Regions from separate parts of the Mus musculus genome. Here all the other regions are linked to region 5. A link is a loop called in an ENCODE intact Hi-C map of the cell type or tissue named here. Cell type or tissue: heart. All regions are shown on one strand. Region 1 holds the start of Gm25338 (a small nuclear RNA gene). Region 2 holds the start of Orc4 (origin recognition complex, subunit 4). Region 3 holds the start of Gm39809 (a long non-coding RNA gene). Region 4 holds the start of Epc2 (enhancer of polycomb homolog 2). Region 5 holds the start of Acvr2a (activin receptor IIA).

Evidence for each region. Peaks named below come from ENCODE experiments on the same cell type or tissue, not always from the same donor. Only the 100,000 strongest peaks of a DNase experiment are listed, where the experiment ranks them.
Region 1: it touches region 5 in a loop (2.8-fold over the local background); 5 of 42 quality-filtered maps call a loop at or near these places.
Region 2: a loop joins it to region 5, with 2.7 times the contacts of the local background. A loop is called at or near these places in 2 of 42 quality-filtered maps.
Region 3: it touches region 5 in a loop (4-fold over the local background); 3 of 42 quality-filtered maps call a loop at or near these places.
Region 4: a loop joins it to region 5, with 2.9 times the contacts of the local background. A loop is called at or near these places in 2 of 42 quality-filtered maps.

Annotation. Positions count from the first base shown.
Region 1 is chr2:48,379,749-48,384,748 of GRCm38, reverse strand. All of the region lies in intron 1 of Gm13481 (predicted gene 13481), which reads left to right. Gm25338 (a small nuclear RNA gene) reads left to right here and starts at 411; the gene lies at 411-530. In heart, no CTCF peak of the experiment used is centred here; no DNase peak of the experiment used is centred here.
Region 2 is chr2:48,947,138-48,952,137 of GRCm38, reverse strand. Orc4 (origin recognition complex, subunit 4) reads left to right here and starts at 2,871. Exons shown (of 14, transcript NM_011958.4): 1 at 2,871-3,021. Mbd5 (methyl-CpG binding domain protein 5) reads right to left here and starts at 2,630. Exons shown (of 17, transcript NM_029924.2): 1 at 2,589-2,630. In heart, no CTCF peak of the experiment used is centred here; DNase peaks (open chromatin) are centred at 1,937 and 2,667; H3K4me3 peaks cover 3,440 bases; H3K27ac peaks cover 2,227 bases.
Region 3 is chr2:48,537,294-48,542,293 of GRCm38, reverse strand. Gm39809 (a long non-coding RNA gene) reads left to right here and starts at 3,147. Exons shown (of 4, transcript XR_866192.1): 1 at 3,147-3,223. In heart, no CTCF peak of the experiment used is centred here; DNase peaks (open chromatin) are centred at 2,383 and 3,373.
Region 4 is chr2:49,449,028-49,454,027 of GRCm38, reverse strand. Epc2 (enhancer of polycomb homolog 2) reads right to left here and starts at 2,542. Exons shown (of 14, transcript NM_172663.4): 1 at 2,070-2,542. The coding sequence starts at 2,222. In heart, CTCF peaks have their summits at 1,928 and 2,915; DNase peaks (open chromatin) are centred at 1,077, 2,027, 2,577 and 2,907; H3K4me3 peaks cover 2,848 bases; H3K27ac peaks cover 1,923 bases.
Region 5 is chr2:48,810,794-48,815,793 of GRCm38, reverse strand. It overlaps Acvr2a (activin receptor IIA), which reads right to left and starts at 1,685. Exons shown (of 11, transcript NM_007396.4): 1 at 968-1,685. The coding sequence starts at 1,022. In heart, a CTCF peak has its summit at 2,009; DNase peaks (open chromatin) are centred at 1,023 and 1,703; H3K4me3 peaks cover 2,759 bases; H3K27ac peaks cover 2,074 bases.

The DNA of each region.
Region 1 (5,000 bases), 430 kb after region 5:
GCTTTGATGGATTCTTAGATTTATAGGCTTCTGTCTATTGCAAACTTTGAGATTTTTTTTTTTTTGGTCTTATGACTTTACCTTTGCAGTTGTCAGTTTCCTTAGGTCTGAGTCTGCGGTGTATGAAGCATAAAGCACAGGAAACTCACTGTCATGCTAAGCACGGCTCAGTCTGTCTTCTGCTTTCTAAATTGTGGACTGTTTTCATACATGCCTGGCATATAATGTACAGGGTTGTTAAAATTTATTAATAAGAAATAGGGAACTTTCTATTCCATCTTCCCTGAAGCTGAATTTGTATGTATTTTTTCTTAGTATATTTCTCAGCTATCTAGCATATAGAATTGCTTGTTCTTTAGTGTGTTGAAGTGATTTTCGGATGAAATTAGCTGGCTGATTTTTTTTTTAATGTGTTGTATGAGAGGAACGAAGGTTCATATTCCTCTTGAAAGGCAGTGCCCTTGGGTCTAACAGGCTGCACATAGTTAAGGCATTGCAACCTGCTTTGTGGCAGCAAACCACTGATTTTTAGCCTCTGTGGTAGTACACACTTTTAATTCCAGCACTTAGGACAGAGGCAGGCGGGTTTCTATAGTCCAACACCAGTATAGTTTAGATGGAAAGTCGCATATGAGCCTAGGATGCCATACTGAGACCCCAACTTTAAAAACTAAGAAAAAATTACCTGGATGCTTTTTTTAAAAAAGCACCAAAAAGAATTTACTTCTAAGTAAAAATGGCCTTCTAGTGACAGATATTTCAATTGGGCTGTAAAAAAGCTAAAGTTAGCAAGCATGAAAAGCCACAGGTCATATCAGGTGGGAAGAACAGTAGGGGTCATCATCAAACCACAGAAAAGGTTATAGATCAAGAGAAGACAAAATGATTGAAGGTTCCCCAATCCACTCATAAAACAAACAAACAAACAAACAAACAAACTTAAGACCACAGCAGAAGAGTTCCCTGCCCTACCTATAGCGCAATGTTGGCTGAGCCTGTCTTCAGATGTTTTTGTAATTGTGCAATGGTTCACAAGATCCTGATAGAGAAGGAAGCCCAGAGAGCTTCCCGCCCATTTCACTGTCCAGTCTACACAAGTCTGGAAGTAATTCCCCTTTGTTCCTTTGAGTGTCTTCTGCATATGAAACACATACAGATACTTCTAAATGCTTGTAATATACTTTGTTTGTAAGAGTTATTTCACAAGTATTTTTATAGTGAGATATATATATATATATATACACACACACACACACACATATATATATATATATATATTGACTTTATATTTTCTGGTACATAGTTGAACTATTGAAGAAATACATAGATTTGTAAATTTTTTTTCAAACTTGAAATGTTTTCTTTAGTGCTGTTTTTATGTACTTCCTGAATTTCTTGAGGAATTCCTATGATTCTGAGTCTGATTTGTGCTTTTTGATTATACTTGTACTGACTATATTATTTTACACATATTGGTATAGTTTGAACCTGGACTAGATCCTAAAACCTACATGTTAAAAACCTGGTCACCACTTTGGTGCCATTGCAAGGTGGTAGAAACCTTTAAGAAGTATGGTCTATTGGGAGGGTTTACATAATTGGAGGTGTTCTCTTGTTATGGGTTGTGGGGCATTTGTATTTTTCTCTTTCCTCTTCCTAGTCACCATAAGGTAAAGAGCCTTGATCTTCAAGATGTTTCCAACTGAGGTGTACTATGTTGCCAAGAGCAACTGAGCCAACTCATAATAGATGAAAACTTCCAAAACTCTGAGCTACAATAAACTGTTTTCTTTACAAAGTGATTTATCAGAGATTTTTTTCTTTTGGTAGAGTTTTTATGGAAAGCTGGTTAACACACATACACACACATATACACACACACATGCACACACATGCATACACACACACATATACTTGGGGAGAGAGAAAGAGAGAACAACAGTATTCATGGACATGTATTTCTACACACATATAAATATGTAGTAAGCACAGATTTATGTAGAAACACACATAATAAGAGCATGCAAAGACACAGTGGTTTATGTAGTTTGTGCACCTATGTGTAAGAAAAGAGAAGAAAATGATATTATTTTCCTAACTTCTTAGGAATTTTCATAAAAATTTAGGAGACAGTCTCATGCATGACAACTAATTGCCATTTTGTATTGAAATTGCTATTCCTTTTTGAGGCTTCTACTTTTTTGTTATAATTTTCTTATTTATATTACTATTTTTTATATCCCATTCACTATCTCCATCGCAGTCACCCCCTCCTCAAATCCTTCCCCTCTGCTGACCTCCCATTCTTTGAAGGGTGGGGCTCCCCTGGTATTCCACCTCCTTGATGCATCAAGTCTCTGTGAGGCTAGGCACAGCCTCTCCTCCTGAGGCAGCCCAGCTAGAAGAAAGCATCCCATGTACAGACAACAGCTTTTGGGACAGCCCTCATTCCAGTTGTTCAGGACTCACACGAGGACCAAGCTGCATATCTGTTACATATGTGTTCTTTGGTCGGTGATTCAGTCTCTGAGAACTCCAAGGGTCCAGGTTAGTTGACTCTGTTGGTCTTCCTGTGGAGTTCCTATGCCCATTGGAACCTTTATTCTTCCTCCTGTTCTTCCATAAGTGTTCCCAAACTCCATCCAGTGTTTTGCTGTGGTTGTCTGCATCGGTCTGAGTCAGCTGCTGGGTGGATAGAGGCTTCTAGTTTAAATCTGCGGCAGATAAAATCTACACAGAACCGTTTCAGTGATATTAAGAATATTCTCAAAGGAGAGAAGAAAACAAAGTATGACTTCATTGTCTGCAGAATTAGGCTCTTCTTTCACTTTGTTCCAAATAGTAACCCCTTCCCCCCGCCTCCCCCCCTCCCTCACGGGGCTGGGTTTGGTCTCTTACCGGAATTTGCTAAACACGAGTCTAGTCTGGTATTAAAAACCGAACGAAACCAAGCAAAATGCAAATGTATCTAAAAGAACAATTTCCATAAATTCATTTAGAAACTCATTTGGCAAGGAAGTCTTTTGAAAGTCCAACTCAACCTGAACAGACTTTTTTAGAAGCCCGTTTCCTGTTTTTCTCTCCAGGAAACACAGAGAATAGTGTTTTTGAAAGAGTTCCAAGTTCCTGGTTGGAGATCAGCTTCCTCAGTTAATTTCGAATCTCTTATGATTGAGGTGTATCTGAACGTCAGAACAACGTTTGCACTCAGACCCCTCAAGTCCGGTGCCTATTTGTCCTCCCCGCCTTACCTGGGACTCTTATGTAAATCCTCTTTAAGCATAAGTGGTTATTACTTCCTGTGATTGTTTGTGTTCTCGGTACTTGATGGACACTTTTTCCTCCACATATACATTATTTATTTAGGAGTGGCATAGCATCTTGCTGAAAAACATGGGTCACAGAGTCAGAGGTTTGGAGGAAGCCTAATTCTTTCCCTTATCTGGTGGCCTTGGACCAAAGGTAATGTGTGTGCTTCAAAATTTCTATCTAAAAGAAATAAAAGATCTCTTCATTGAAAGAGCTTATGTACATTAAAGCACACAAGAGGACACCAAAAACACTTTGTGCCAGATGTACTTCTGTTATTGCCTCGTTAAATAAAATCATCAGTCTAAGAAGACTGTACTTTAAGTTGATGTAATTCCTCCTGCAGCAAAGAATTCAGCTCTTAATAGATACCATCTGAGGAAAAATCTAGAACGTCCCAAGTTCTACAGGTTATCTTTACTAAAAAGAGGCCAGCTGCTTCATTTCTTTTAAATGTTTACCAGAGTATTTGGAACTTAGTTTATTTCTAAGCATGCTTTATAGTTGTTAGCCTTGGCAGTTACATGTTGCAGGTCATCAGGGAAGATGACTAAGGCCTTGTGAGAATTTAACCCTTGCTGCTGTGAGAACTTAATCTTTGCTAATTAATTACATTCCCATGGGCATTTAGTTTTTTTTTGTTGTTGTTGTTTGTTCATTTGTTTTGCTTCATTTTGTTTTTCCAGTAAATGACTTCTTACTCTATTATTATCCCCTCCAGTGCCCATTGATTCACAGAAAATAACAAGTGGAGTTTACTGCTTTGATTTTGAACTAAATCTTGCGGCTGTTTTCATTGTGATCCAAGACTTTGTTTAATCAGAAGCTATTGGAGCGAAAATGTTCATGTTGCAGATTTCCTTTTTGACAATGGTGCATGGGAAGAGAATTCTGAAAGAACTAGAAAATATGATACCCACTGGAAGAAACTGAAACAAGGAACACCCAATCCCACGTGCTAACCAAGTGGGGATTCCTTTCTGAAGCTTTGTACTGTGCAAAGGATACTTTTCTGGTGTGCCGAGAAGTTGTCTCTGGGACCGTCACACTTGGAATTCCAGCAGATTACCCTGTCATCAAGTCATCAGTATGCTGCTATTTGAATAAACACAGCTGTTGTTTTCCAAGAAATATGGCTAGGAGCAGCAAGGAAAAAAGGGCAATTAGTGTTATTGAAATGGTGGGGTACTCAGGGTGGTATATATATATTTATGAGAGTTTTCATTTCCGAATAGCTATTTGCCATGCTGTGACTGAGCGGTAGGGGGTGGGAGGGTGGGCAAAGGTGGTGGTAACAAGCCTTTCTGCAAATCCTTGCTACTTTGCTACCTTCTGCGATCTAATATTAATTATGAATAATTTTCATAATTAAATACATATTTTAATTCATGCAACCTTGGTGTTTCTTCTCCGAAGAGAAACCTTAAAATTTTTATGACATTTAAAATATTACACTGATGACTGCTGCCAGTTTTCTTGTGAGACTATCTGAAGAGCAAAGGCATCAGGTCTCAGAATCAGGGCAGATGTTTACTTTGGGGGGTTGGGGTGTGGTGGACATGAAAACTTTCCTCTTGGTATCATAAAAGGCACAGTGTATCAGAAAAATCATGTTTTATACCAGTAGTGTGGTCACAGGTGAAAGGTCCTTCCTCCTGCTTCTCACATACTTCATCTGTGATGTGGTTGTT
Region 2 (5,000 bases), 140 kb before region 5:
TACAAGCTGCATACTTATAATTTTATCCGTTACATTACGGTTACTAGTTTTTAAGAAGACAGGAAATCTGAGGTGGACCAGTAATAGTATTACTATGGGAGAAACAACTTGGGATTAGCACTGATTTCTGCTTAAGTGAAGCAATCACATTTCAGAGAAAGGTGAAAAAAAGTGTTCAAATTCATAACAGAAATCAAAGAATTAGGACCATATTGATTACTGCTATAATTCCCCACTCTCTGTGTAAATGTCTACTTTTATATATGGTTGGTAATTAAAATTTTACTAGACAAGTTCTACATATGAAGTACTTTTAGGTTACTAAAATATGCATATATCATGTTTTGGCTTTACAATCAAGCAAAAAATATGAAACAAAAAAAAAGGATCATCACAGTGTACTACTACGTCAAAGATCACATGCCAAATGTCTTTATAGATTTATTTCTTCAATCCTTTTTGCTGATTGAATGACTGTTTTTCTATTGCTGACATAAATTATGGAATAAAAAAAACCAATGCGGTTTTTATAAAGTGAAAGAGAAGCATACAGATAGAATATGAATGTGTGTATCCATTTTCAAAGAAGGCTAAAGAAATGGATAAATGAAACAAAATATTACCTCCTAATGTAAGCTGTAACCATGAGGCCTACAACAGAAATATATTTTTAGTACTGCTGGAATAAAATTTGGCTCTATTTTGAAATATAGGTATAATATATAAATATAAAGAAAATATAGCACTATAAAATGAAAGCCATAAGAATATATCATATAGGAATACAGAATAGTTATTTTTAATCAAGACTGCTACTCTATAAATCTAAATCTAGATTTACCTTTCGATTGTTGCCAACTATAACAAACTACAACTTCATGATTTTTTAACTCATTAAAGTTTATTTTGGAAATTAATTTTGTTACATATGTGAACAATTTGTTCACAACAAAAATTGAGATGAAAACCTCTTCTCGGTTTACAACAGTAAATAAATAATTCAGTTAAAACTGAAGTGATACCAATCCAGCAAAATATTGATGGGGATATCTGGCCTTCTATGCAGCAAGAACAACATAAAGTTTTCAATGGGGATTACTTGTTCAGACAAGTTACAACGATTAGAGGGGGAAAAGTTAGTTATGAAATATCTAATATTTCCATGTTGTGGAAAATGAATACCAGAAAGGTATGTGGGAAAAGAGAATACCAATGGCATTTAAACTTTAAGCATTTTAAGCTTTAAATATATAGTCAAACATGAAGCAAATATTTTTTACAAAAAAAAAAAAAGAGAGAGAGAGAGAGACAAGTGTAAAATCCAACCAAAGGCCTTATGAAGTAAAATTTGAAATTCGCTATGCCATTCAGACAAAATGAAAAATGGAGAAGCTAAACACCTAACGTAAAACCAGTCAAGTCTTTCAACACTAAAGTCAATATCCAAGCCACAGACAAGCAAAGAGAGAGAAACACTCAGGTCTACAACTGGTTAAAGCAGTTCCAACACAATTCAGATCCCGACATTTTCCCACTCAGAAACAAATGCAGGCAGCTTTTCCTGAGGAAAGAGGAAAAAAAAATCTCTCCAAACGTAATTTTTTAAGTGACATCCAGAAAGTATGCCTCTTTTCTGTCTCTTTCCCTGGCGCCTCATTGGAGGAAGGAGGGGGTTGTTTTTGTATTCTCCCCCAGTGAAGCAAGACACAATCAGATGTTAGCTGGAGAAAGCACTTTTGACAACAGCAAATAAAAATAAAAGTGTCCTTCCTTCCCTGACAGGGTGGACACCCCACCTCACACACCCCTCCTCACTCCCGCCCCTCCTTCACTCCCCCCCCCCCCAGCACCACCCCCTCCTCACCCCGGAGCTCCACTGCGTATGAGGTTTGGTGCTACTGCTGCCCCGGAGTGAAAGTCAGAGCCAGAGGAAGGCAATGGAGCCCCCACAGACACACTTACCTTTCCTGCCCCCCACTTTTGAGTGCCTTCCCTGGAGCTGTGGAGGATGACACAAAGGGTAATAAAGGGGGGGAGTGGAGGAGGAGGAGGCGAAGGAGGAGGAGGAGAGCTGGGGAAGTGGCTGCTCCCGGTGTAGGGAGATGTCTTCAGCCAGGGCCAAGCAGCAGCAACAGCAACAGCAGCAGCAGCAGCAGCAGTAGCAGCAGCAGCAGCCAAGGGTCTGTGTTGCTAAGAGGCTTTTGGTCTCTTTCTCTCCTTCTCTCCCGGCCACAGAGAAGGAGGGTGGAGGGGGCTCTGGAAGCAGGCGTGTGGAGGGCTGAGCGGGTAGGAGTCGTGGATGGGGGTTTTTCTAAGAAGAAGAAACTCCTCTCCTCTCTCAGGCTCAATTCCCCCACTCGGGGCTCAGAGCTGGAGGGTGGGGGAGGAACTCGGCCGCCTTCCCCCCACCCCCCTCAATTCAAGGTTGAAGTGGGGTAAAATTAGTGTCCTGTCCCTTTAAAAATAGAAATAAAAGGTGCCCCCCCTCTGCCACTGCCTCTCTCTTCATCATCAGCTGCTGCTGCTGCTGGGGTCTCTCTGCTTGGGGGGGAGGGGGGGCTCGGGGAGACGAGACGGGAGGCACTCACTGCGCATGTCCCGTTCTGACGGGAGGCTGGTTGGTGGAAGGCAAGGAGGAGGGGGAGGGGAGGAAATGAGATGGTTTTCCCAGAAGGCTCCAAGGCGCTGGCGACCCGGAAGCCATTGTAAGCAGGGGGTAGCCGGGCGGGGGCGGGAAGAGGGAGGAAGTTGCTACTCTAGAGCAGCCCCAGCTGCCTCCTCCCTCCTCTGGGAGAGCGGAGGGACGGAAGTAGGCGGGGACCGACCTGAAAGCAGGTCACGTGGTGGGGCGGAGCGGGGGCGGGGCCGCCAAAGCCGGCCGGTCGCCGTGCATGCTGGGAGTTGCTGTGCGCGGTGGGCTGCAGTAGGAGCAGCGGGACTGAGAAGGTGGTGAACATCCTTCGGTCCTCACCGTCGGCGGCGGCCGGCTTTGCCCGATTTAGGCAGGCTTGACTGGGAGAGGTAAGGCCGGTCTCGTAGGCAAGGTGAGGGCCGCAGTGGCTACGGGCGGGTGGACAATCTGAGGGGAGTGGGAGGCTCGTGCAGGCCGGGTAGGCCTAAAGCAGGAGGCCTGCCCCTGGCTCTCGGCTTCCGGGAGCTGCTGTGGACGAAGCGGGCACAGAGCTCAGCAGAGACGGGCTACAGAAGGCTTTTGGGTGAGGAACATGATTGGGCAGTGTTGAGAGGTCAGGTTCTCTGCAGAGAGAGAAGCACTACCTGCTTTAGAGCGTGCGACATATTTGGAAAAACCTAACCAGATGTGTGCCTTTTGATCAGCTTCTGCGGTAGCCTTGCTCATACACATCCTGCCTTCCTGACTTTTCTGTTTTCTTTGGGATTTTGGAGAAGCTGTAGGCATGTAGGCAAGGAACGGGCAGGAAAGGTCTGAGTGAGGGCTCCCTGCATGCTCTCTGCCTTAATGCTGCAAACACAAAAGACTGCCCGTTTGAGGATGCTTGGGATTGTTTGGTCTTTCATACAGAGTTTTGTCACTAAAAAAGAAAAGCCTTGAAATATTCTTTTCTTGTGGAGCTAAAGAGAAAGCTTTTTGTCTGGGTGTTTCTTTTTTTTATAGTGAAATAACGGCTTCTTTTTCATTTTAACTTTCTTCGTTAGTCTTTTAGCTGGTTTTTGTCAAGATACATCGGAGGACTATTACCTCGTCTTTAATAATCCAAGTTACATTAAAAAAAATTCAAAATCGGAGATCTTCGCACTTACTCTTACTTAGTCTTAACTATTTTAGTTCTGCTCAGTAGGATTCAGTCTGTTAAAAGTTACACATTTTCCCGAATTGTTCTTGGTGCAAGTCTATACAGTACGCTATTTAATGTATCCATTGCACGGTGCTTTTTTTTTTTTTTCCTTCGTCCTAGGGAGGTAATTATGTCAGATGGGTTCAAAACAAAACTCCAGTGCCCTAAAATTTTTATTAGAAAACCAAGTCTCAATCTTCTTATAGAAAACTATTATGACCTAGGTAAAACTTTTAAATCCTGTTTTGTGTAATGGCCTAAGTGTGTGGGAAACTGCACAAAACACAGATGTAGAGAACGACTGTAGCATACATAACCTGTAACCACTATGAATCAAGAACCAAAACATGGGTAGCAGCTGGCAGGAACAGGCCCACTAATTGCTTCCAGGCCTCTCTTCCTCTGGTGCCACCTTACTATTATCTTGATTCTTGTGATTCACTGCTTTTCTTTTAGTAAAAATGTATGTCAGCGCTTCTAAACAAATTCTCAATTGGCCTCTTTTTATCTGCTTGTAGGTAGGTAGTTCACACACCCTATTAAGTCGGACCCTTTATTTACCTGGCTGAGATTTGACCCTGTTAATACATTTTGCTGTAATTTATATATTTTTTTGTTGTGGTGTAAGAGTTTCTAAGGTAAAGGCACTGTTTTTATAACTAAGCCACCATTAGTCTTAATGGACTTTGACTTGTATTCATTTCTTTACTACTAAATGATCTACATAGCTACATAATAATGATCTGAATACTACATAATTTTATGTGAATATAGCTATGTATTTTTATGAGTTGTATGTGGCTGTCTTCAGTTTCACCAAACATTTAGACTGGCATGCTGTCTCATCCCCCGGCCTCAGGTGTGAGCGAGCCTTACTTGTACCTTCTCACCAACAACTAGCTTTTAATTTTGTCAATCTAATGAGGGTAGTTTTATAATTTGCTCTGTGTTGAGTAAAGTTCTGTACTGGTGATATTGACTGTTTTCAGAAACTTGGCTGTTTGGATTTATTCATTCAGAAATTGTCTTTTAAATCATCCTTTTAAAGTCTTTTGTATAGTTTCTTTTTCTATTTTGCTGTTTTCCATAAGGATTTGTAGCATTGCGGCAGATAGATAATCTGTTCTTGTAATATTACATTCTTTTCTTTTTTTTTCTTTTTTTTTTTTTTTTATTGTTTTTTCA
Region 3 (5,000 bases), 270 kb after region 5:
TTGACTTCCTTTGGTGATGAACAGCAGTGTGGAAGTGTAAGCTGAATAAACCCTTTTCTCCCCAGCTTGCTTCCTGAACATGATGTTTTGTGCAGGAATACAAACTCTAAGACAGTTTGCTACCTTTTATTAACTCATTCAAGGTATTCTTTCCAAAGAAAAGGTTAGAAATTAAAAGAAATTAATCTTTTTATTACATTGACTTATCTATTTAGTGTATGTTCACATGTCCACTAAAGTGTAAATGTGGTGCTCAGAGAACAACTTGCAGGAGTTGGTTCTCTCCTTTTACCATGTGGGACCTGATATTGAACTCAGGTCTTTGGTCTTGCCTTTATTAGCTGAGCCATCTCACAGTTTGTATTAGAACCTCTGGATGTAGCTAGAACTTTATGACTGGGCAGCTGTAGAAATCAATATATATGTCCTTTTGAGTCTGAGTTACCTCACTCAGGATGTTATTTTCTAGTTCCATCCATTTGCCTACAAAAGTCAGGATGTCCTCGTTCTTAATAGCTGAGTAGTATTCCATTGTGTAAATGAACCACATTTTCTGTATTTATTCTTCTGTCATGGGACATCTGGGTTGTTTCCAGCTTCTGACTATCACAAATAAGGCTGCTATGAACATAGTGAAACATGTGCCCCCGTGACATGGTGGAGCATCTCTTGGGTATATTCCCAAGAATGATATAGCTGGGTCTTCAGTATTATACTAATACCTTGAGACTTTCTGTGCATCCTGAGGACACAATGGAATGATCCCTGTGGCTAAGGAAGGAAAACTGTACTTAGTGAATAAGGAGGGGAGTGCCTTGCTGGAGGGGTTCCACTTCTATCTTTTTGTGCCAAATTTTTAATTTTCCTCTTCCTCCTCCTTCCCCTTCTTCTTTCTTGTTTCCCTCATTCCTCCCTTTCTTCATCTTCTTCATTTATGGTTCTGTGATGTTGAAGACTAATTCTGAGTCTCATCTACGCCCTGCTCAATTACTTGGTTGTATCACTAATCCAATGGGCTTTTAAAAATATTTGTGTAGGGAAATGACTCTATTGACAAAAATGAAAGGAGGAAAGAAGAGAGAGAGAGCGGAGGTGAGTGAGGAGGAGAAATAAGAAAGAGGAAGAAAAAGAGATGAGAAGGCTGGAGTACTATGGATCTTTCCTATTCTGTCTTTCATTTTCTAAACACATTAATCTTAAAAGTATCTGTATCTTTTATCTCATATCTAGATGCCTCCACCCTCTCTTTCTCACACATGCACACACATTCACATACACCGTTGTAGAGAAATTAAGAAACAATGAGGGCTGGATAGTGCAGCAATAGCTCTAGACTAGAAAGTGGTGCTTAGCAACCAGGACCGCAAAGTTGCTTGCCTGGCCATCTGGATTGATTTTGTTTTTTGTTTTTGTTTTTAAAGCTCTGATAATAGCTGAAGATTGTCTTGTGGTCTGGAGTAGTGATTCCCAGTGTGTCTTTGAGTCATTATTCTCTTTGACAGGCAGCAGTCAATTTCATTTGTACTTGACCTCTGCCTAGGGATGGTACTTTGGACCACATTCTCTTGCACTAGGGTAGAACTGTGGGCTACAAGTTGTAAATGGTTTTTCTGGAAAGTGGACCTCTAAAATGGGACAGGACCAGCTGGTGAGTGACATTAGACACTGGTTCCTTACCTCAGAGACTGACTGTTGGTAAGCAGCTGATGGAGATTTTTGTGGGGGGTGGGGATTATATACTCTGCTCAGGAAACAGTATTTTAGGTTTCAGTTTAAATAAAATCACCAGTAACCTTTCCATGCAAAGAATGAAAAGGCTGACTCCCAAGTTTGAAAGCATCAAAGATAACACGACATGCATATTTGTCTATTCTTGTAGACCACCAGTGACTCTAATGAAAGTCTTTAAAATAAATCTATACACTTGAGATCTAGTCCAGTAAAACCTTTAAAGTGTTAGAGTAACTGATAACACACACACACACACACACACACACACATACACACATACACACACACACACACACGTTGTCGTTCCCTAACATGGGTGAAAACAGCACTTGTTTGCGCCTACTCTCCATGCTCCTTTAACAGGGGTGATAACTGGACAATCCATCTGATTTAGCAGATGAAACCTTCCAGCTCCTTTTACCCTTATACGCTTTCCAACTCTAGTGGACTCCAGGAAGGAAATTGCCATTCAATTACCCAAAGTCAGCCAGGAAATACTCTTTTATTTTAGGCAGCTTCGGGGTTCTTGGAGAACATGGAAGTAGTTATAAAAATGGAACTTTCTCAATTTCCTGTCCTCATCTTTGGCCAGTCTCCTATAGTTTCATGGGCAACAGGACACTGTTCTTTCTGCCCTCGTGACACTCTGCTGGCCATTGCCCCAGTCCCCTAAGTACTCCCTTGTGCCTAGAGCCTAGCTCCTTTTCCACTTAGCATTGCATGAAGTTACCACCGTCAATCATGTGGCTTCTTGGCTTGGATCTGAGTGGGGGTGTATTTTTTCCTGTTTTCTAGTTCATATTTTGTGGGGATATCTTTGTCCAGATGGTCTCTATCCCAGGACATTTTGCAGAATATCTGTGAGCCAGCAAAATGCCAGGGAATTTCTTATTTTCTTTGGACTCAAGAAAGTCCCTTGGTTTGCTCCTTGTTGCCGAGTCATTCTTGTGAACTTTAAGCATGTTCCCTTCAGAAAGCAGTATTTTCTGAGCCACACATGTATATATACATATACATGTAGCATTTACTATGGAACAATAAAAATTAGTCTTTGGCAGATTCTTGCAAAAGCAGACTGTGGAAAGGATAGCATTTTTATTTATTTATTTTTTTATCCCTTTTTATGAGACGGGCTAACCCTTTCTCTTTGTGGCTTTACTTTTAAGCAGAATTATTGAGCCTCAGAAATACATTTGGAGCACATGTTCCCCATTGGACAGTCCCCGGAGTTGACCCCAAGGACTCCGTATCTGTCTAACCTCCTCCCAACACCAATCCCAGAACGAGACTAAGTCCTTTAGAAGCAAATCACGTGGAATAAGCCAGATTGCAAATGAAAGCTGCACGGTCTATTGGCAGCAGCGTAATTTGTGTTTATTATGCTCTTTCAAGCACTGCTCTGTCCCCTTTGTCTCCTTTGCTTCTCGCACGGTAGACATCTGCTCACAACTGAAATGCCTTGGAAGAACTTGATCCCTTCGGGCTAGAAGAGGTGAGGGTGGAACAGGGGCCACTTCATCTGAATAATGTTTAGCAACTTCACTCTGAAGGATGGTGCGAACGATCTTTCTTCTCCCTTTCTCCTGCAGCCTAGCACAGCCCACTCTCTATTGTCTTGCAATGTGCAGGAGCGGTCTGAGTAAAGGATGCTGTGTTGAATGACTACTCCTGTTGAGGGCTTTTAAATGCTTTAACATGTGGCATCATTGTTATAGCTGTCATTGCTGTCTTGGAATTTATTCTCAGCTCTGAGAAAGGCTTTTAAGCCATGTGTCAGGCAGCACGTCAGCAGAAATTGCCAACAAGCATGATTTATATTCAGCCTTTTAGGGCCAGAAGAGTACTGCCACAGGCTGCTTCAGGTCTGAAAAAGATAGGAGCCCATCTCAGCAGTCTGGGACCTACATCTGCCCTTGGTCAGGCTAACCATTTTATTTGAATGGTAACAGACATTTTTACTGGCAGATTTCCTGAATATGCCCTCCTGTATTGCAGTTTTAGAAAGTTGCCTCTTTGTACCTCACACTCACCCCTTTTCCCTGTCCTGTATCTGCACTCTAGTCCTCTTTAGAACCTATTAGAAAGGGGCCATTCCAGCTGTCTACACTAACTGAACACAGGTAAGACTGATAGTTTGTTGTTAGGGATATTTATTGTCAGAGAGCTTATCATTGGAGATTTAAATTAGTAATATGGTACAATCTCATTCGATGGCCTATTTCTTACTCCAAAGAATACCATGCAGATATCACATACTAACAAAATAATAAACAAAAATCAAGTTATTCACCCACCTAACTAATGGATGGATAAATAATGAGAACATACCCATATAAGAGAGTATATTCAACCTTATAAATAATAAAGTTACTGATATATGTTATGACATGAATGATCACACACATGCACACATACACAAGTAGCAACTTGGTATACTATTCCATTCCTATGAAATCTTTAAGATAAAGTACAGAGAAACAAAGAGTAAATAAACTATTATATGGTAGAGGCTGAGCCAAGGAAAGAGAAGAGTATATTAGTGTATATTGAGTTTCTTTTTGAGGTAGAAAAAAATCTGGAATCAGATAGTTGTAAAGTGTGATGTGCACCATTAATGTATTAATACTATAGTATTTTTCAATTTTAATAAGTGGGTTTTAAGTCATGTAAATTATAATCTGAAAGATATATATATATATATATATACATATATATACACACACATACATACATACATATATACATATAGTGAGATTATTTTAGTTCCTTTTGGGTGTTTGTGCGTGTTTCTAAAGGAACCTTAAAAAAGAGAAATTGACCTTAGACTGTGTAGTGATTATGAACTTACATCTATAAAAACAGAAGATATGAGCTACAGTTATATGCCAATAAGAAAGACTTGTTTGGTGAAATTGCTATGGATGGAATTAGAATTTCATAACTTCCTTTGCGTCTCTGTGTGTTTTTCCATTTTAAAAATTATGCTGGTCTATTTTGTAGAACTTTGAAGATGAATCTAAGTTTTATATTTGAGGAGAAGAGGAAAATAATGTTAGCTTAAAATGTTCATCTCTATCCACGGGAAACAGTGTGCCCTGAGAAACAAGAATCAGATGGGGAGCATGAGCTATAGAGCAGGCCAGTCAGTCTTCATCATTTACACACACACAGAGAACATAGTCTATTTAGATGTATTGTCTTAGCATCATAATGGTGATGAATGCATTAGAAGGACACTTAACCTGGCTGCCGGGCATTCCTAAGACCAC
Region 4 (5,000 bases), 640 kb before region 5:
CAAAGCAGGGTTCTTGTCTTAAAAAACACTGACCATGGATATATGTAGGTTCATGTATGTATGTATATTATATGCATGTGTGAATGCTAAATCATGATTCATGTGCTTGAATGAAGATCTCTCACAGAAATCTGCCCATAGTTATAATAGTTAATTAACACAGGACAAAAAAAATAGTATTTCAGGTGTAGCTATGTTTTAAAAAACAAAACAGCCGGGCGTGGTGGTGCACGCCTTTAATCCCAGCACTCGGGAGGCAGAGGCAGGCGGATTTCTGAGTTCGAGGCCAGCCTGGTCTACAAAGTGAGCTCCAGGGCAGCCAGGGCTACACAGAGAAACCCTGTCTCGAAAAACCAAAAAAAAAAAAAAAAAAAAAACAAAACAAGACAAAACAAAAATATCCTGAGTATCAAAAAAGGCCTATACTTATAACTCACAAAAGTAATTTTAAAAAATTTATATCACATTTATTTAAAATTCTTAGTACAGTATCTTAGATCTAAACAGGAGATAGTATAAACAGTAACTACCACTATACAACATTCAAGAAGAAATGACAGATTGATTAAATGATCATCTGATTTTTCAACTGGCAGACCTTAGGCAAAAGATAGCAAACATAAGGAAGTAAAACGACGTAAAAACACACGTCCGAAGGAAATGGCTAAGAGAAAGACGTGATCAGCAAAGACAGTACCACGCTACCAAACGCAGTTTCTAGATCATCTATCGGAGACTGCCAGAAGGTAGCTCAAAATCAAGTCAATAACCTCATAAGCAAACTTCTCAAACACGATTCGGTACTATCTGAATCTTAGGCATAAAAGCTGAGTTTTAATTTCCTGAAGGTTTAAAAAGAGGTCTTATTTAATATTCTACTGAAAATGTTAAATCAGGTAATCAAACACCAAAAAGAAATGTGATTAAGTCAAAGCACCAACACAGTGAGGTCAGAATTCGAGCAGCCAATCAAATGCTTAAAGGCATTTCCTGCAATATTAATAGTCAAAAGAGAAAGCCAATCACAGAAACCTCCAGCTTTCTTTTGACAGTAACAGAAGCTAGGGAGCCAATCCACACACACCCGTGGTTGACAATAAGGCGGGACTGAAGGTTCATTGAAGAAATTCTTCAGGGTGCAGTTACTATGAACTCCGCACACAAGTAACAACACTCCAGAGTCGTAAACACTGTCAAATCGGAGGAAATTCAGTCTTGGGTATAACTTAACCCCCGGGAAGAAGGAAACAGCATTTTGTCCAAATTTTAACATCTGGTCAAAAACGCAACTGTCAATGCGGACGCTCTGAGCCCTCAAGTTGTAAACAGCCATCCCGCATGCAACTTCCCCGGACGCTCGCTGCACGGGAAGCGCGGGCCTGGAGGCCAGTTTCAAGCATTCGGGCTCCGTCCTAATTCCGCACAACCGAGGAGGGGCCAGCCCGGCAGGCGAAGCCGGCGTGCAGATCAGAGGACTCGCTAACGCAGAGTCCGGACCGGGGGTCGCTGCCCGGCCGCAGGGATGCATCGCCTACTCCCGCGGCACCTCTAGCGGGCAGCGCAAACCATCACCCATCACCCCACTAGCAGGAAGATGCATGTTTTGAAAGAGCTCTACTTTCCCGAGATCGTTTGTTTCAAAGGCAATTTCGTGCACGCACAAATTTTAAAACGCAACGAAAATAGCGCCTTAGCCCAAGGACCCTTTCTCGACCCATTAACCCCGCTCCCGGCGAGATGTCTACGAGGTAAACAGAGGCTGTACGCCAAGTGCGGGCCGGCGCATCCCTGCGCCATTCCCGGCCGCTGCTTACGGCAGGGCCCCCTTACGGCAGCGTAAGCGGCGCCGAGAGCTAATCACAACACTGGGACGCAACAACATGGCGGCCGCGGGCGGGCGCTGCGCCGGCCGACGGGTTTACGCTACTCCGCCGGCGTAGGGTCCGGAGCGCGCAGCGGCAGCGGCGCCCTCCAGCGAGCGTAGAAGCGCTCTGTGAATGGCGAGGCCCGGCTGACAAAGGGGAGGGGGGAGGAGGGAAGGGGGGGGTAATAAACACTCGAGTCCCTACCGATTCCTCCTCCTTCTCCATCCCGGTGGGCATCTGGGGCACGGCCCGGTTGATGGAGACGCAGTCGTTGAGATCAGGCATGTCCTTGCCGCGGTAGATGGGCAGCGGTTTGGCGGCGTCCAGCGCCCGCGCTCGGAAGGAGAGTTTACTCATTGTCTCCCCGCCTTACAGGAACAGCCCGGGCGGCGGCGGCGGGGCGGGCGGGGAGGGGGGGGGAGCACTCCCGCCGCCTCCTCCACCTCCTTCCTCAGTGCAGCGCGGCCGGCCCGCTCCTCCTCCTCCTCCGCAGTGCCCCCGGCCCCAGCATGGGCGCCCACCCCGCCCCAGAACAGCCCCCCGCCGCCCGCGGCCGCTTCCACACTCTAGATCCGCCGCTCGCCCGCCCGATCCGCTCCCTGCGCCATGGCCAACATGGCGGACATTACCACAGCGGCGGCGAGCGATCCCGGCAGCCCGCGCGAGAGCGCGCCCCCGCCTCGGGGACGCGCGTCGCCCTCTCCCTCCCTCCCTCCCTCCCTCCTTCCTTTCCCTCCCCTGCCTGCCCACCCACTCTCTCCGCGGCGAGGCGCGGCCAGCCCAGCCGGCGAGAGCGAGCCGAGTCCCGGTGGCCCTCCTCGGCGGGACGCTCGGCACGCAGGCGGGGCGGCAGGTGCCAGGTGCGCTCGGTCCCCGGCTCCGGAGCGGGCGCCTCGGTGCCTCCGCCGCCGACTCGCTCCGCGCGGGGCTCCCTCGGGAAGGCTCAGTGCCTAGGACCGCTCGCCTCGGGGGGACAGGAGGCCTCCGCCCCCGGGCCACCGGCCGCCCCTCGAGTCTGCACTTGGACAGCTCTGCTCGCCCCGGCGCCTGCTGGCTGGTTTCGCGCCTCGGGTTTGCGCATCCCCGGGGAGGTCCGACAAGTCCGCTGCGTCTGCCCACGCCGAGAGGCACAGCCCTGCTGCGTCTCGCGCCCTGAGAACTTGGGCAGTCCCTGTCCAGAGGAGCTCTCCAGAGTTAGGCACCGCCGAGAGGATGCTCGGGTAGACAGGAGGGTCAGTAGTTGGAGACTGCTACTTGAAATAGTTGCTGGACGCGGCAACAAGCGGACTTGCACCTGTCATCCAAACTTTCTTAGTTTGATGGTTGGCATTTCTTGAAATCTCTAACCAAAGTATGTGAAAACACTGGTTACAGTGACGACTCAAAAAGAGTTTAATAAAGTTCCGGACTCCAATTAGTTTGCGTGTTACTGTGTTACAACTAAACTGCTGGATAATTAGTAACAAGAGTCGTAACTACTTGAAAGGGCAGCTGCAAAGATGATGGGCCAAAAAAAAAAAAAAAAAAAAAGTAAATTCTTGAAGAAAATGATACAGACCACACAAAAGAGTGATGGAAAGTTAATTACCACATGACATCTATAGTCAGTTGCTGTGACAGGTCAAAGAAATTAGACATAGTTTTGGCCAGAAGTGGTTTGCAAAAGCTCTGCAAAAAGGAATCAAATTGACTCAATTAAATACTAGTCACTATTGATACAAACCTTTGTTGCAGTTTCTTAGTCTTTAAGCAGTACATGTTTCTAAGCAAATTGCCTCACTGTGCAACAGTTTTACCATTTTCTAATCATTGAAAAATACCCTACCTAGCTCATAAAAGGGTAGATGGTTTGCTAAAGTCCAACAATAAAAACGGGTTTCTTTGTCATGTCTTAATATAGCAAAACCATCTATCTCTCTTCATTGCCACCCATTATTTTTCTCTATTTTCTTCTCTCCCTGCTTTTTTTTCCCTCCCTCTCCCCCCCTCCCCCTTGTCTCCAGCTTTTCCTTTGAAAGCTGAATGGTGAATATTGACTTCCTGGTAACACAAAATAATCTAACCAGTCTGTCCGGGGACACTTTGGGATGTTATTCAGTGGCTTTGTTTTATGTCCACTTGTTACTGGTAACAATGCAAACAGACTGTGGCTCAATTCTTGTAAGCAACACCTTTCACATGGTTGTGAGCCTGTGCTGTTGTGAGTGTTACCCTCTGGCGTAGTTCCAATCCTTTGTAAGGAAGAACAAGAAGTTCTCAGAAGGGGGGCTGGGGGGGTCATTATTGAGTACTAGTCTGAAAATCAGGGGGAACAGTGTTTGAAAAAATGAGTCATTGGGGCCTTTTATCTGGATTCTCACCCCTTCTCAGGCTCAGAGACGGTAGCTTCTTTCCAGTCTCTCTGCCTAATGTTACACTCAGAAAAAGAAGTGTGGACATTGTGTGTGTGGGGGGGGGGGTATAGTCCCAAGTAGTTGAAATCCACTCAATTCTTATAGCTATATACTTCTACATAGGGAGAAATGCTGTGATTTTTGCTAAAAAGGAAACAGACTCAGACCTATAATTTGTCAAGTTCCAATACCAGGGAACAGCAGACCTGGATTAACTCTGGATCTATCCTAACTCCAAAACACTTGTTCTCCTAGCTGCACACTTTAGTATCCAAGCTCTTTGGTTTATTGGCCATCCAATGTTCAAAAGTTTCTGACCCAAAGTTAATTAATGAAAGCCCCCAGAGTTAATTAGTGAGAATGGCTAGCCCTACCTCACAGAAAGCAGGCATCTAGTATGTTTGCTGATAGCTATGAAGTCATATCAGCTACACAAAGAATTTCAGTGCTGCTGTGACATTCTACTCCAGGTTGGAGTTTGAGTGCCTTCCTGGCCTGCCATCAGGCCTAGCCATTGATGCTAATTTTTCTTTTCTTTGGCCTACCCAGCAATCCTTGCCATCAGAACTTTAGAAACAATAAGAACATCTCAAAGAAACTTTTTTTTTCTAATGTAAAACTCAACCAAGAGAATGGCTTTTGCATCATAGTTGGTTTGCTGTTGGTCTTTGCTTTAAATGAGAATCAATTTTATCCTCCAATGTTCACTTTTCTTCTTGCCTTGTTGGCAGTGATTACAGAG
Region 5 (5,000 bases):
TTAAACTCTTTCATCCCTCCAACTAACTCTCCGGTTAAGTGCATTTGCACACCTTTCAGCTAGATGTATGTATGCATTTCCAGAATTTCAATACAAAAGCCTAGTTTTTCCAACCACTGGTTGCAACCATACAACATCTTCACATAATCAAATTTTTCAGATATAAAATGGCCAGAGTATTCTCCTAACCTTGAGTTAAAAGAAAAGAAAAGAAAAAGAAATACATCTCACAAGAACAGCATATTTAACATGAACACAATTTCACATGGCCTGTTCTTAACTGAAAACAACGTGTCGGTGCAAAGCGTTTAAAATAAGTATTCCGTAGGTAAGCAGAATCTACGCCTGAAAAGAGCACCCAAATGGTGGGTGAAAGCCAGCACACACCACCAACACACAGCAGCATACCTCTTCTGCACTGGGTTAGGGTTAATACTCCGGCAACTAAAACTATTTTTAACACTACTGGACAATGTAGTTGGAGAAGACGTGAGAGGAGACCTAGATTAAATCGCTGATAGGATGCATTGTTTCTCACAGTCAAAATTAAACACCAGCTCACTTGATCTATGTCTCGATATTCACCGGTGAAGCACTAATTAGATGACGACCAAAACCGGTCCTTGTTTTGGAACAGCTTAGGCTAAATGACATTTTGGAATACCTCCTTCTGGGTCTCAAACCTTTACATAAATTTTCACTTGTGGTATTTGCGGCTTGAACAGCAACCCAACCAGCGCTGTCATCGAGTGTTATGGCCACAAACCATGACTTTCTCACTTGCACAACAACACAGCACTCAACCTATCAGTTCGCCACACCAACCCAAAACAAGTGGAATTCATGGAGATTTCGAGATGATCGGGGCTGCGGGTTTAGGCGCGGGAAAAGCCTCGGCCCGAGAACTGCCCAGCAGACGGCACCCGGCACCCGGCCACAGCCCCGCCGCGCCGGCTCCTCCACCTACCTGAAGAGCAAGAGATAAGAAAGACGGCGAACGCCAACTTTGCAGCAGCTCCCATTTTCCCGAGGCGCCGGAGAAGCCGTAGGAAGTTCTCGCTAGATATCCAGTTCCCTGGGTCTTCCTCGGAGACAAACCTCCTGGTGTAAAATCAACCGTCATAAAACATATTCGGAAGCCCCGAGGCGGGGGGGAGGGGGAAGCAAAAAACGTTCACAGGGTTGAAAAAAAAAGGATTTAAAAAAAAGGCACAACAATTTAAAAAAATGTACCACGGGGGAAAAACCGCCACATACACGCACAACACACCAAACCAAACAACGAAAAGCCAACAACAACAAAAGCGGGTTGGAATCACTGTCAAAATCACTGTCAGCTCCGCTCGCCTCTCGCGTCTCAGCGAACAAAACGCCTGGCTGAGGCGACGAGGCGGCGGCGGCGGCGCCCGCAGCCGCCCGGACGGTCCGGGAGCCGAGCTGCTCCGACGTCCGGACCGACCTTCAACCCGGACACCCAAAGTCCGCGGACCACAGTAGCCGAGCTCGCGGCGGTGGCGGTGCGAGGCGGCCGCGGGAGACGGCGACGGGAGAGACGGTGGCGCAGGCGGCGGCCAAGTTCTGGTCCAGGCTGTGGCTCCGGCTCCCGGCTCCCGGCTCGGCCGCGTTTTCGGTCTCCTGGCCTCCGCCGGCCCCGCCCCCTACACTTCCGGTTCCGTCCTGAAGCTGGAAGCCAGGCGCGGCGGAGAAACGCTCCGCGGCGGCGGTGGCGGCGGCGGCGGGAGCGGCGGCCGGGCGCAGCGCGCGTGCCGGGCGGCGAGCGCGAGGAGATTGTCCGGGAGGCGGGGCGAGCCGGAGGGGCGGGGCCGGATCCGGAGCGCGCTCGCGAGGCTGCGGGAACCGAGACCGAGCAGACGGGACGGCGGGCCCTGCGGGTGCCCGCCGCGGCCCCGAGACGCCCGGTGTGCCCAGTGCGGTGCCCGCCCGGGCGCGAGAGCCGCGGCGCCCGAGCGGGATGGGCGATGCTAAGGCCGACTGCGGCGCCCAGCCTTTCCTCTGGGGGACGCCGAGGCCGCGCCGACTTGCTCCGAGTGGGCGGGAGCCGCACCCGCTGCTGCCCGAGCGAGCTCGGTGCTCGCGAGCCGGCCGCGCCCCCGCCGCCGAGGCCTCCCCACGTTTGTCTTTGGGCTAAAAAATAAAGGCAGGAAGGGCTGTCCGCCAGGTCAGGACACCCTCGCCAGATAGCTCGATGTGAGGTTCGGATCCTATCCACCACACCTTGTATACACAAAGCATTGTGTTGCAAACAGGTTTGCTCCTAGTTGGCGTGAAAGTCTGTATTAGGCTTGAAGTGAAAATCGCAGATTTCAGTGTATTGGACCGTCAGAGACGGTGGTGTTATCAATTCTTAGCCTCTTGTAAGACCTGTTTTTACCCCGTAAGCCATGTTGAACTGTTGATCGGGTGTTCAGTTAAGCACCGAAACATACAGAATGTAAAAATGTGAGCCCTACCTCCAGAAGCTCGGCTATTTGGGATATTCGAAGTTGGCTATAGCGTGCAAAGGATGATTGCTAGAGTCAGTTCGTCTGCCATTTAGCACAATTTGGTATAATAAAGGGGGAGATCTTGTTTTCCACTTTATTCCAGCATTCTGAAGGTTTTGACAGGAATGCTTCCTCAGTAGATAGGTAAATACCTAGAAGTTTGCCCTTTTTTCTTAATACAGTAGTAACCTCTGTGTTTGGAGACATTTTCAAGAAAAAAAGGAAGCAACTGTGGGATGGGTAATTAATGTTTTAGTGTACACTGATCCCCACATTTTTCCACAAACTCACTTGTATTTGTTTTCTTTTTCTCTTCCTATAAACTGCTCTATATTTCTGTCTATTAAGTACATCCTATAATTATCTGCCTATTTCTACTACTTGTCAGGGTTAATAATCATTGTGGCTCTTTAAACTCTCTCCAAGATTTCCAGTTCTCAAGCCCTGCTCAGAATTGATGGTATTATGCAACAAAATCCCAAACTGGTCTTCAGGATGCCTCAGTAAATCGAATGTAGTTCTGCAAACAGTTTAGGCTGGACAGAAACGAAGAGTTGCCACTAACAGTCTTAAAATGGAAGAGTGTGTTTACTTTAGAACCATCTACCCTCCTTTCTCCCAGGGATGGATCAGGCCCTACTGTTGTCTTGTCACTACATCGTCTCGATGTTTCTTCATCGCTAAAAACAGAGCAAGTGAAGCAACAAGAGTTGCATATTAGTTTCCTCTCACCTCCTAGTCTGACATATGAGTGAACGTAAAATTATTTTCTAAAGTAATGAAGAAGAACTTCAAGAATAATTCTGAATAAGAGCATTCTTTGCTAACAAAGAGTTAAAGTAAACCCCTGGGAGAAATTAGTGACAACCAGTCATAACAGCTATGCATTCTGTTCTTAAATGTGCTTCTGGGAGGCACCGGGATGGGCTCTTGTGGAGCTCAAGGTAGCTTCGAACTCCCTAGAGAGCCTAAGATGACCTTGAACTTCTGATCCTCCTGCCTCTACTTTGTAATTGCTGCAATTACTGACATGCACTACTGAGTTGTATTTATGTGGTCCTGGGGATCCAACCTAGAACCCCATGCATACTTAGCAAGCAAATGAGCTCCACCCAGAGCCCAGAATGTACTTTAAAAAAAAAAAAATCCAGAAATAGTGGCTTTAAAAGATAGTGTTATTAATCCCCACTACAGTTCCAAAGCTCACACTGAAGATAGAAATAGCTGAAATTATTAAGGCTGCCCTTTTTCCTCCATATTACTTATGTTTGACAAATTTCTACAAATGCTATGTAATTCAGTCATAGCCACCCCTAATGCTCCCCTCCCAGTACTCCTAGGGCCCCTTAATAAATGCCTTTATATAGTCTGACTGAGTCCAGGTAGTGGTGCTTGTATAAGCGTGGGCAGTCTACCAGTAGTCACATCCCTGCAGAAAGTCCTCTTCCCAGCAAACTTCAATTGCCAGTGGCTCCTCAGCTAAGGCCTCGAGAGGCTCTTCCCGTCAAGATGGGAACTCCTGCCTGGCTTGACCTTGCCAGGGTTACTGTAGCTGCTTCAACTTCCATGCCATGTCCAGAAGATAGTATTTCATTCACAGCACCCCATGGCTGGAACTTTTCTCCCATCCCCCATTCCACGGTGTTCTGTGAGCTTTATGGGATTGATCTAGACATCCTATTTAGGGCTGAGCACCCAACAGTCATTTACTCCTTAGCACTTTGACTAATTACACGTCTCTGCCTTGACTGCTGCTCACTGCAAAGGGAAATGTTCCTGGCCAGGGTTGACAACAGCACTAATATATGGGTATAACCAAATATTTAGAAGGCAGATTGGCAACACTTCTGCCTAACAAAACAACAGTAGTAGGTTCTCCCACGACAGCTTGTGTCCTTCCCTGGCCATGGGCTTTTGACAGTTTGCAGTTCTAGGCATCAATTCAGTGGTTCTCAGCCTTCCTAATGCTGCGACCCTTTAGTACATTTCCTCTTGTAGTGGTGACTCTCAACCATAAAATTACTTTTGGTGCTACTTCGTAAGTGTAATTTTGCTACTGTTATGCATTGTGATGTAAATATCTGTGTTTTCCAATGGTCTTAGGCAAAGCCTGTGAAAGGGTTGTTCCAACCCCAAAGGGGTCACGACCCATAGGTTGAGAAATGCTGAATTTATTCCTATGGAAACAACCTCAGATCCAATCAGAAAGTGGCTAGTCATCTTCCTAATGTGTATGCCACTATTGCAATATACATCTTGCCTAGGAGGTTAGTAACGCAACATTCAGGGTTCACTGTTGGGTAATATTATTGATGACTTTTGGCCCCAAGTAGCCTGCATAGCACCTTCTAGCACTATGAAAAACAGCTGTGAGATAGTTTACAGATCAGTTCCAGCTTGATTTATCTATGTCCTATAACCAAACTATGTTGTGTCTTCAACCATAGGGTCTTTCCATCTAGCGAGAGCAACAGCAATAGCCTATATTGTTTAAGG